Regions from separate parts of the Homo sapiens genome. Here region 1 is linked to region 2. Evidence: chromatin contacts called from ENCODE Hi-C or POLR2A ChIA-PET data. All regions are on one chromosome and are shown on one strand. The core of a region is the stretch at or near the end of the contact, and the rest is flanking DNA. Distances in the headings are between cores, read along the strand shown.

Evidence for each region. Hi-C counts contacts between places; a loop is a spot of excess contacts on that map. ChIA-PET counts read pairs that join two places held with the same protein, here RNA polymerase II (POLR2A). Pooled maps may share reads with other maps.
Region 1: a loop to region 2 is called in a map of dorsolateral prefrontal cortex, with 2.1 times the contacts of the local background. The contact joins the promoter of PRR9 here to the promoter of SPRR2A in region 2. A Hi-C loop is called at or near these places in 1 of 168 maps with a recorded cell type or tissue (dorsolateral prefrontal cortex) and 5 of 50 pooled maps. POLR2A ChIA-PET finds 5 or more read pairs at or near these places in 1 of 52 experiments (H1).

What each region holds. Positions count from the first base shown.
Region 1 is chr1:153,213,965-153,220,118 of GRCh38, forward strand. It overlaps PRR9 (proline rich 9), which reads left to right and starts at 3,620. Exons shown (of 2, transcript NM_001195571.2): 1 at 3,620-3,655; 2 at 4,161-5,346. The coding sequence starts at 4,181. The coding sequence ends at 4,531.
Region 2 is chr1:153,054,585-153,060,756 of GRCh38, forward strand. SPRR2A (small proline rich protein 2A) reads right to left here and starts at 2,928. Exons shown (of 2, transcript NM_005988.3): 1 at 2,887-2,928; 2 at 1,536-2,170. The coding sequence starts at 2,151. The coding sequence ends at 1,933.

The DNA.
Region 1 (6,154 bases), core at 2,370-4,869, 160 kb after region 2:
TTTTTGTTGTTGTTTGTTTTGTTTTGCTTTGTTTTTTGAGATGGAGTCTCACTCTTTTTGCCCAGGCTGGAGTGCAATGGCACAACCTCAGCTCCCTGCAACCTCCACCTGCTGGGTTCAAGCGATTCTCCTGCCTCAGCCTCCCCATTAGCTAGGATTACAGGAGCCCGCCACCACGCCCGTCTAATTTTGTATTTTTAGTAGAGACGGGGTTTCACCATGTTGGCCAGGCTGGTCTCAAACTCCTGACCTCAAGTGATCCACCTGCCTCAGCCTCCCAAAGTGCTGGGATTATACGCGTGAGCCACCACGCCCAGCTCAGTGCCTCTTTATCAAAAGCTAGCCTTTGATTGAGGATGCTGACATGACAAGTAGGAATATATTTAAATGAGGGAATGGTAAATGAGATTTTATTCTTCATCTGAGGCTCCCTTCCTCAAGAGCTCCCAAGAGCCTCCAGCACTAGGAAGGTTATTAGGTTTCTACTGCTTCTGTGACAAGTTACCACAAATTTAGTGGCTTAAAACAACAAAAGTGAATCCTATGACAGTTCTGGAGCTCAGAGGCTGACAGAAGTCTCACCAGACTGAAATAGAGTGCCTGCAAAGCTGCACGTCTTTCCGGAGGTCCTACTGGAGAATCTGTTTCCAGACTGTAGAAGCCGCCCTCATTTCCGGCTCGTGGACTCCTTCCATATTCAAAATCAGCAATGGCCAGTTAAGTCTTTCTCAAATCACATCACTCTGACAGACTCTTCTTGCTTTTAAGAGCCGTACACTTATGTTGGCCCCACCTGGATAATCAAGGATAATCTCCCTATTTTAAAGTAGTCTGATTAGCAACTTTGATTTTATTCACTACTTTCAGTCTCTCTTGCCAAGTAACCTAACGTGTTTACAAATTCTAGCGATTAGGTGGCGAACATATCTAGGAGGCCATTATTCTGCCTACCACAGAAGGACTTTGGGGTCAATTTCAAGATTGTTCCACTGTCATGAATCAACTTGATGGCAGGCAGGGCATCCAGTGAGAGGAGTCAAACTCTGGGCTCTACCTAACTGGGCTCACCTCCCCTCCATGAGAACACGATCTAGTCTCTTGTTCTGCACATTTCTATTTAGTCTCCTTGTCCTGGGGCTTAACCAAAGTCACAGGCATACATGACATGAGCAAGGTCATCTCATGCATCCTGTCACAGGAAACTTCCAGAAATCCCAGCTAAGAAGGTCTCTTCCCGGATTCTCTTGCTCATTCCTTTCCTAAGCTGGCCTCCATCTATCCTTTCATTTCACTTGTATCTCTGTACTTCAACAGCCTCCCAACAAGGATTCTTTCCTAGAGGCCACCTGAAATGCCCTTGTCCACCGTCCTTGCCTGGGTAACTCATACTGTCCGGTAAGACAAAGCACAGACATCCCCTCCCCCAGGAGCCTTCCATGACCTTCCACCCAAAACCAAGGAAGAGGCCTTCTTCTGGAGCACAGGGGCTTACCTCTGGCCATATTCTCCATGGAACTGTGAGTCATTTTGGAAGGGAAATGCATCGACATCACATAGGGGCCATGAGTGACTGAAAGAACATATTATTAAAATCTGTGATGAATTCCTTGCTTTCTAGGACACAGGAGAGTTGCTTTGTCTCTTCAACAGCATTCTAAGAAAAGATGAAAAATACAAAGAGGAAGAGAATTGAAAGGAGGAGATGAAAAAGGAGGAGAAAAAGAAGGATGAGTCTCCCCACCCTACACCTACTCTCCCAGATGCCCCAAATGACTTTTTCTCTTCAGATATACACCTGGGTATTCCAAGTCCTTCCACTCTCAGGCCTCTGTCTACTGCCAGGACCTCAATGGGGCTCATGGTGATGTCACATTAACCTCTGAGAACCAGTCTCAAAGGTCAAAAATGCTTCCTGATCTCCCCAGCTTACCTTTTAAAAACTTTTCAGGTATCAAGCATCCAAAACCTATATAAACATTTGAGACATTTTTGATTTTAGCCAAATATTCTTCTTAGGAAATGACTTAAACCTACCCCTTCAAGTTAAGAGATTGAACATAACTTTTTTTTATACTTTAAGTTTTAGGGTACATGTGCACAACGTGCAGGTTAGTTACATATGTATACATGTGCCATGTTGGTGTGCTGCACCCAGTAACTCGTCATTTAACATTAGGTATATCTCCAAATGCTATCCCTCCCCTCTCCTCCCACCCCACAACAGGCCCCTGTGTGTGAGAACATAACTTTAAATTAAGGAGAAAGGAAGGGAACATCATCATATTTAAAGACCCTTGAATTTGGTCAACTTCAGCAAACACAGAACCACCATTTTAAGGAAATGGGGGCTTCTTTCAAAGTAAATCTTTTCCCATTTTCAATTAAATGAGATTTTCCTCTACTCCCAGCTCTCCCACATCCACCTTCTGTATTCCTTCATTAATACATTTACCCCATCAATAATCATTTGTCTTCCATCATCTTCCACTTACTATACCTATGGCATAGTACCTATCCTCTAGGAACTTATAACCCAGGAAAAAATAAGATCTATATATAAATATCTGGAAAGTCCTAATTTCAATAGTAAATGTCATATGAATAATATAAATAATAGATACCATGGGAGTGCATAAAGAGGTGGATTCATTTCTGGTTTAGAGTAATCAGGAAAGGCTCTCAGAGGGTGGTAGACATGAGTAAAGCTTTGCAGAATGCTTAGGATTCCCACAGGCACAGGGAGAACACACCAGGTAAAAACTAACAGCCCAAACTAGAAAGTAGAGGTAGAGAAAACTGGGTGTGTTTGCTTTGAAACTTTTCCTTTCATCCCCTGACTTTTATTGACTTGAGTTCTAAGAAAACGTTTTCCAGAAGGCAAAGAGACAAGTTAACTTTGTTCCAGCCTGTTCTCCTGGTCACTATGAAAACTCTGTGAGTAACTCCACTTTCATAAGGGTGTCATAAATCAAGGTTGAGAAGATGAAGATTGTCTGCCTTCTCCTTCCTCTCTCTTCCCCTTCACCCCACTTCACAACCCAAGAGTAACAAATGAACCGCAATTTCCCTCAAGACCATCACGCAGGAAAATCACTCTCTTCAGCAGGCTGAAAGCCCTTTGTTCGCTTGGAACCACAGGACGAGCCTTCATCCTTGCATCTGAAGGGTGACTTTCTAGGCTTGATGAAGAAGTGTCTGCAACAGGCCATACAAGCCCTTGACCCAGAGAGGCCCCAGGCCTTAGGCATAAAATCTTCCCATTGGTGAAGATGAGATGAGCAAGGTGGATCTTATCTCTCACCACATCCTGTACCAGTTTGGGCAGACAAGGAATCCTGGTTGAACAGACTGAGATAACACTTTATGAACATTCTTTTCCTGCTGCCTCTGATGAGAGAGATCTGAGAGAAGCCCCTCCCTGCTGAGGTCTGGTGAGGACCCACAGGCCAAAATGCAGTCTGATTAACAGGCATCCCAAGCAGTGACTCAAACCATCGGCAATTTCAGAGGAAGCTTGTTATGGTGACTCCACAATTAATACCACAGCCCATGTGACCAGTCAGTCCCGCGGGAGGCTGGACTAAGCAACATATAAAAGTCCCACCTTGCTGGGCTTCACAGTCCACAGCCTTTGTTGAGTCTTGTTGAAGATCAGGTAAGTGGGGCATCTGTGCCCTCTCTCTCCCTGTTACTCTGTCTTTAGGCGGCCGCTGTTCTGTTCCTCTTATGGACTGTACTTTCTACTGATTTTTTAAGTGGTTTGCCATTTCTTGGGCCTCACAAACTATCCTGTATATTCTATCCAGACTAGAATTTGCCTATCTAGTCTAGTCTCTTGCACCTGATTTTCAAAAGGATTCGTAGACTAGAAGAGAAGGGAAAAAAACCTGTGGTAAGACTGGGGTTTGGAGCTATGGATGTCTAGACAGAGGCCAGGAGAACACTCCCACTTTGGAGACAGGTGCCACAGGGAGCTGCAGCCAGGATAGAAAAGAGAAAGAGATAAAAAGCAGCCAAGAAATTAGTTCTTACTTCCACTCCTCATTCCATTCCATTAGTTCTTCCATCCACTCCTCATTCCTCTTTCTCAACCCTTCATTCCCCAGTTCCCATGCTGATATTTTTAATACAGATAATTTCGAATCTTGTGTTTTTTTCAGGCTCTGCAAATCACCCTAGGATGTCCTTCAGTGAGCAGCAGTGCAAGCAGCCATGTGTGCCCCCTCCATGCCTCCCAAAGACCCAGGAGCAGTGCCAAGCAAAGGCTGAGGAGGTGTGCCTCCCCACATGCCAGCACCCCTGCCAAGATAAGTGTCTAGTGCAGGCCCAGGAGGTATGTCTTTCTCAGTGCCAGGAATCAAGTCAAGAAAAATGCCCACAGCAAGGCCAAGAGCCATACCTACCTCCATGCCAAGACCAGTGTCCACCTCAGTGTGCAGAGCCATGCCAGGAGCTATTCCAGACAAAATGTGTGGAGGTTTGCCCACAGAAAGTCCAGGAGAAGTGCTCATCCCCTGGCAAGGGAAAGTAGCTGCTCATATGTCATCTGGGTTCAAGAAGATGGCCAGCAGATGAAACCCTGACCCCAGCCCACGCTCTGGTGACCTTCTTCTGTGGGTACCTCTGTGTGCAATGTACCTTCTTGCCTCCTGGCTTCCTTAGCATTCCAGGACTTGGTCTGTGTCTCTGAAGACAGTTCTTTCTGTATTTCATCACCCTCTGTGAATAAGCATTGTTCTCAGCAGTCTGATGGAAGGTCTCAAATGTAGGAATGGTGTGGTTGTCAGGGAAGACCACAGAAGCCTAGCACAGCTTCCTTGGTGCAAAAATTCACCCAGCTCTGGGTGTGTAACAGCCAAGGATACCTTCATTCATCTTTCAGAGTTTCAGGCTCTCAAATAAGCCTCAAAACAAACTGAATTCTGATGGACTTTCCACTTATCACCACCACCACCACCTCCACCACCACCACCACCACAGGTGTTGAGACAAAGCGGCTTGCGGTGTTTCAAAAATCAAAAATTTGGTGATTTTGTCTCTGTACACTAAAAAGAACAGCAAATTATTGAACTTTGAAATGTTGGTTGTGCTTTTTTAAAATGAACCGAAAGTATGTAAACGATTGAATCCAAACAACCAGAAGGGAAAGATAAGATGGATGTTTGGTGCCCTTGTCAATCTCTGTGCTTCATAGCTGGTCTAATGTGGGCCCTTAGTTCTCACCATGTACACTCTTTAGAGATGTGATTTGTGTCTGTGTGATGCAGGCTGGTCTGTTCTCCAGCTTCCTTGCCTTCTTCTCCCTGGTGAAGGTAAAATACATAATAAAGCTGATCCTAAGGCTGATATCTGACTTGACGTGTGCTCTCTTTTCTCCACCATCAAACCCCTCATTGTCCTTGTGACAACTGTCTTCTCCTTTGGTGGGGGAGGGGAGTAATCTGAAACAGGAATAAAACACAGACCTCACCGGTGCATAAAACAGCAGTTCTGAAAGAGGCTTCCTGAAGGTCACTGAGACCACCCCACCCACAACATATCCTAGGTTCACCCACTTGTGCACTTCACACATGAGAAAATCCAGCAAGGGGCTAGGACCTGCCCACACTCAAAACCTCAGGTCCAGGTTCTTTCTACTACAGCATCTTTCCTCTCTGATCCTTGCTTTCCAAAGGGAAAGGCTGAAATGGAAAGGAGGGGAGATGTGTGGAAGAGGGATCCCAAATCAATTCATAACACCTACAAACATAGCATCTGTGTCAAAGGAGAGAGCAAAGCATGCCTCTGAGATTAATGCAGACTCGAGGACCAAAACTGTCTGCCCTGCCATCTGGCCAGGTTTCAGGTAGGCCTGGGGCCTGGGTAACCGGCCTGCTGCCCCCCACCCATGGAGGAAACACAGGCAGTGGCCACTGGGGTTTGTGAACGGGTGGAGAGGGCACTGTACTGACATGAAATAACCACAGGCTGCTCCCTCGGCAGTGCCCCGAGCTCCGACCTGAGCCCAAAGGAAGCTATGCCAAGGACCAGCTTCCTAGGGGGGATGTAGCTTCTTACCCATTCTACAGGTGCCCCCTCCCTTCTCAATCCTCATGAGGAAGAGGTGGAGGGCCGGGACAGCCCCTCCTTGTAGGGCGTGTAGAGCTCTATGTCT
Region 2 (6,172 bases), core at 1,678-4,177:
GAACAGAAATTCAAATACTGCATGTTCTCACTTATAAGTGTGAGTTACATGATGAGAAAACATGGACACCTTAAAGAGAACAGCAGACACTGGCACCTACCACAGGGTATGGAGAAGGAGAGGATCAGGAAAAATAACTAATGGGTGCTACGATTAAACCCTGCGACATGAGCTTGCTTATATAACAAACCTGCACATGTGCCCCTGAACTTAAAATAAAAGATAAAAAAAGCTACGCTGAAGAGGGTGTAAAGAAAAAAGAAGCCTTGTGTACTCTTGGTGGGAATGTAAATTAGTACAATTGCTATGCAAAACAGTAAGAAGATTTCTCAAAAAACTAAAAGCAGAACTACTATTCAATCCAGCAATCCAGCTGCTGTGTATCTATCCAAAGGAAATCAGTACGCAAAAAGGATGCCTGAACTCCCACGGTTATTGCAGTACTGTTCACAACAGAAAAGATGTGTAAGCTAAGTGTCCATTAATGAATGAATGAATAAAGAAAATATGTATATACACACAATGAAATACTAGTCCATTGTAATAAAATGAATGAAATCCTGTCATTGGCAGCAACACAGATGGAACTGGAGGTCATTATGTTAAGTAAAATAAATCAAGCAGAGAAAGACAAATATTGCATGTTCTCACTCATATGTAGGAGCTACAAATGATGATCTATAAAGGTAGAGAGTAGAATGAGAGATACCAGAGGCAAGGAAGGGTGTTCAGGGGGATGGGGAATGAAGAAATACTGGTTAACGAGTAAAAACATATGGATACATAAAATGAGTAAGTTTTAATATTTGATAGCAGAGGAAGGTGACTACGGTATACAACAATGTACTGTGTTCTTCAAAATAGCTAGAATTAAAATGTTCCCAATAAAGAACAATGATAAATGCTGCAGGGGATGAATGCCCTAAATTTCCTGATATCCTGACTTGATCATTACACATTCTATTCATGTAAAAAATCACATGTATGCAGTAAATGTGTACAAGTATTATGAATCAATACAAATAACATTAGAGAGTCTTCTTATTTCCTATGTTAGTTACACCCAAGCCACTCTCTTGCTGGAACAAATATGGTAGTGGTTGTAGTGGGGAGTGATGATGATGAGGAGGAGGAGGAGGAGGATGGTGATGGTGAAAACAATGATAATATGTTGCTGCGAATACAACTCTATCAAATGACAGCTAATTACGTGTCAGGCATTGTGCCAACCAAATATCAGATAGTAATCAAATTTTATGCCTTAGACTAGTTTGTAATGTAAATGTTATTTTGCTCACTTTGCAGTAAAGAGAAGTTGTCAATTCAGAGAAGTTGAATAATATCCTCCTCAAATCAATCAAATGCTAATTAGGGAAAATAAAAGGGGTTTAAAATGATACAGAAATAATCTTTGGTATGACTCCAATTGTGAGATCCTGCTGTGAATCAAAGAAAGATTGAAATAAATCCAAAAGATTACATACTATTGCTAATAAAGCAGATTTGAAAATAAACAAAAGATCCATTCACAAATATATATGCATAGATACTTTATTCAGGGAGTGAAAGATAAGTGACAATTGCAAAGGTGGTAGAAGCTCGTGACCAGGTGACAGACAGACACAGAACACATCAACAGAATTCTCTGATGGTTCCCAGGGAGAGAGCTGCTGCTCTTTCTTCCGAAGCTCTGGGAGCTGGCACAGCCCAGGACTTCCTTTGCTCAGTCTCCACCTGGACAGTGGCAGTATGGCAGCCTCAGAAAAGAAACTTTTTGCTGTCAGGGATCATCATGGGCAGATTACTGGCTAAGGAGAAAGAAGCTCCCTGTGTATCCATGGTAGGCTTTGATGAGAAGATGAAGGTGGAGCTGTGGAACGAGGTGAGCCAAATATCCTTATCCTTTCTTGGTCCTGATGAATTCTGAAGCTGTTACTTGCTCTTCGGTGGATACTTTGACTGGCAGGGTGGGGAAGGTGTCACAGGAGGATATTTCTGCTGGCACTGCTGAGGTGGGCAGGGCTGTGGACACTTTGGTGGTGGGCAGGGCTCAGGGCACTTCGGGGGTGGACATGGCTCTGGGCACTTTGGCGTGGGGCACACAGGAGGTGGCTGGCAGGGCTGCTTGCACTGCTGCTGTTGATAAGACATCCTGCTGGAGTCTCAGGATCTGAAAGAAATGATACAACAGTGTTCGTGGGAAGGGAATCCTCCAGAGAGAGAAGCCAAAGCTTGTGTAATACCATGGCATATTATTTCTCCAATCTCCAAGAAATTATTTAAATTCTTAATTACCTTTTCAAGACTTTCTGGTTTCTCCCTTCCACTTTAACAAATTGCTTCATTGTCCCTAGGAAATCCTGTGTTTTCTCATACAATTTTTCCAAATAAATTATCTCTGTTATAAAGAATCAAGCATCTTATTTCCCTGAAAATAACCAATTCAAGAAAGGCAGTCACAAGTTCAGACACCCTGGGCAATCTAATATGCTATTCCTATCATCATTATCTGTTATAAAGTCCAAGTGGGCTGACTTGGGCATAGAGCAAAGGGCTGCTCAGGGAGAATTGTAGTCTTTCACACCTGCTAAGACACAAACCTTTGTAAAGGACACTAGAAAGACAGAGAATAAAGAAAAATACTTTGTTCTTTTTTCTTCTTCATATCAAAGGTTACCCCTTAACTTCTCTGTCCATATGGATACCTACCTGTATAACAAAAGAAAGCTAAAATAGCATATAATTGTGCTCTAATCTTAAATTTTCATCCACTAAGTAGCATCAAGTCAATTTTCATAGGATTGGATCCACCAAACTTGCCATATTCAGATTAAACTCAACATTTCAGGGCACAAAGAACAGAGGAACTCAAGGAAGCCGACTCACCAGGTTCTCCAAGGCAGATCAGTGCTCAGGTACCAGGGGTTTAAGAGTCGTGCAGCAGAGGATCTCTTTATAGAGCCTGCTACCCCACCCAGCAGGAAGTGAAACTACCCAAAACAATGCTGATCCAGTAATTTCTTAAGCCAGATGCAAATTTATCCATGACTGGCATGAGCAGGATACTCAAAATAGGAAATATCCTGTTCTGAAATCTCTCCTCTGGGTTAAGCTCTCCTGACTCACAGAAGCCATGCCTTGGATCTCAGTTTCAGTGACTTATGGCAAAGAGGGACTTGGGGGAATCTCTAACTGATGGTCAAGGGATCTCTTTCTTAATTGGGAACAAAGATATTTTCCTGTCTTACACCTTCCCTAAATCATAAAACTTCTGCCCTCATTCACTTTACCTGAATGCCTTATTGTTGTACATGAACTCAACTGTACCTCTACTTTCCTCATGCAATTTGCCAATGTGCTAGGAGGAAGGGGAGACCTAACAAAGGCCTGAGTTCTAGCTCAAGCCTTTTCTTTGCTCTGTTGTATGACCACAGGCAAGTCACTTCTCCTCCACGGAACTGTAAACAGGGAGAATAATACTTACCCCTGAGTTTGCAGGCATTGACCGCATTGTGCCACCTGATGACCCTGTTCGAGCTTGAAATTTTTTCTTCTACCTCTTTCTTTCTCTCATAAAACCCCAGATTTTACCTGTATTATCTTCCTCTTTAAAACTGTCTTCTCTAATCCATTTGTAGAGGCATTTGTCTCCCAGGATAGATTCCAAAGTGAGATCGAGTCTCCCTAGCACGTTTTCTACTTGCTGCCCTTAGGGATGTGTACTATAACTTTTTATTTATAAAAATGTACTCTTGGACACCACCTTAAGGAAGTAGAGAGAATGGAACCAAAGTTGCAAGCATTCACTCAAAATCTATGTATTGAAACTTGCCTATGTTCAATACATTTTACATACATTTTTAGTATAATTTGAATATTTTAAATATTACATAATCTCCCAAAACATTCTGTAGTGTCCTGTGAATATCCTATAGAGAACAAGCTGCATAGACTCATGTTATCATATGTAAATAATTAGAAGTAGGTTTGCAGAGTGCAGAAGTTCAGAGCACTTAAAGTCTGAAATCTAGAGGAAAATAAAAGCTAAGTGTAATCCAATATGTATTCTTGCTCTCTATTTCCAAACAGGTTTTAGGTGTTTGAAAGACAGTGTTTTAAAATTTGTTTGTATGTTCTTCCTTTGTTTTTTCCGTAGACCCTCTAGTCCCACAGTCTGCTGGATTATCAACTCACACCCCAATGTACACCTCTCATCTGTCCATTTTGGTACATATTGTTCACTTAACACATATGTTGTCAATGCATTTAGTGATTGTTCTTTCACATCTTTTTTAAGCTCTTTTACAATCATAAGGTTTTCTAAATATTGTATATTAAGCATTTAAAGTGATATTGCTAGAGCTTCCTTATCTGGACCATTAATCAGGAAGCTTTCCAAGAATGTGGTTTTGTAAGTAGATAAGAAGAAAGGGGAATGAGGAAGAGGAAAGACAAAATCATCAGAGCAGTCACCAGCTATGCTCCAGGAAGAACATGTGTTGAATGAACCCAGCATCACATCCCTCAGTTAAGCAGGTTAGGTACCCAGAACTGCTATTTCTCCTGTCAGTAAGGAAGGGCTTTTGGCTAAGATCATCACTGGCCAGGACACTACAGAAATAGAGCCAACATATCAGAACCTTGAGGCCAGGTGTTTACAAATGGTGTTCTCACCAAGTGTTTCCTATAGACTATTACACATGTCAAGCACTTCACTGGGCAAAGTAAAGGGCCTTTACTCAATAGGTCCCCTACTACTCCCCAACAGCCTCACATCACATCTAAAACACAAATCCTTAAAGAAATATCTGATTTGTGCCATGCAAAATTGAAGAATTTGCTGCCAGATGAGATCACTGTGTGAGATAACACAGTCTGAGTCACACCCTGCGACACCCCTTCTGAGAACACCGCATTCCAACAGGAGGCTTATCACACCAGTGCAGGCACTAGAATGGCAGCAGCCCTAGTGCCCCCCGCATCTCAGACAGGCTCACTTTACAAGTTGAGGTGGTGAACTTGAAACTCAGAGTTCCACACAGAGCAGCCACATGAGGAACGGCCACAATATGAAGAGGGGCAGCTAACAGTCACAGCTTCCCCAAGTTAGGACATCCAGGCCTTGATACATGGAGCGAGGCATACTTCACACATGCACACACACACACACATACACACGCACTCCATGGGTCTTTATTTATCTATCATCTATCTTCATGTCTAAAGAGCTTAGCTTTATGTTTCTTAACAGTCTGATAGCCTTAGATTCATTCCTATTATTTCTACTTCCTAATTTTGTAAGGGATCATTAAGTACGAATTATTAGTTCATAAAAATGACAGGAAAGAACAAAAACTTTTATTTGGTGTAATATTTGATTCAACATTTTATCTCACATTTTACTATGATACATTCTGCTATACAAAATAGTGCTGGCAAGTGAAGATTTAAAATAAAATATGAAAAAACAAAGAAACAGGAATTGTTGCAAAATATTCTTGATATGTTAAGAGAAATGGTAACTACCAGTCCCCATGCATATCTGCCTTCTGCTTTTATTTCTGAATAGCAGGCTTAGTCTCCATTGTCCTTCCATAATTCGATGAATTAGATAAACATATGGTAGAATTCTGAAAGTAATTAAGAAGAATGTTTTGGGAGATTATGTAATATTATTTAAAATATTCAAATTATACTAAAAAATGTATGTAAAGCATGATAACATTTTCATTAAAAGATGGGAAACATAAAACAACATACTAAATGTGATTATATATGGCTGGTATAATTACAGATGATGTTTATGTTCTTATTTAACTTTTCAAAGTATGCTTCAAATGTTACCTATTATTGAGTAAGGAATCTTAAAATTCTACTTTGAAAAGCTAACAAGAGACAAGCCTGTCCATTGCTCAGTTAGTGAGATAGTGGGTTTTTTGGGTTTTTTTTAAGCATTATTGGCTAGACACTAAAGGTGGGGCAGGATGTAAGTAGCAGTAGTTTTATTGTAATAGCTCTACATTTGATCACATCCCTTCTAAAATCTCTCTCGAAGAAAACTCCAATAATAATCCCCCTTCCTCAGAGTATTGACATATACACACAGATGTTTACAAATGGTGTTCTCTCCAAATGTGAGAATCGTAGTAACCACAGACACCCAATAGCTGTA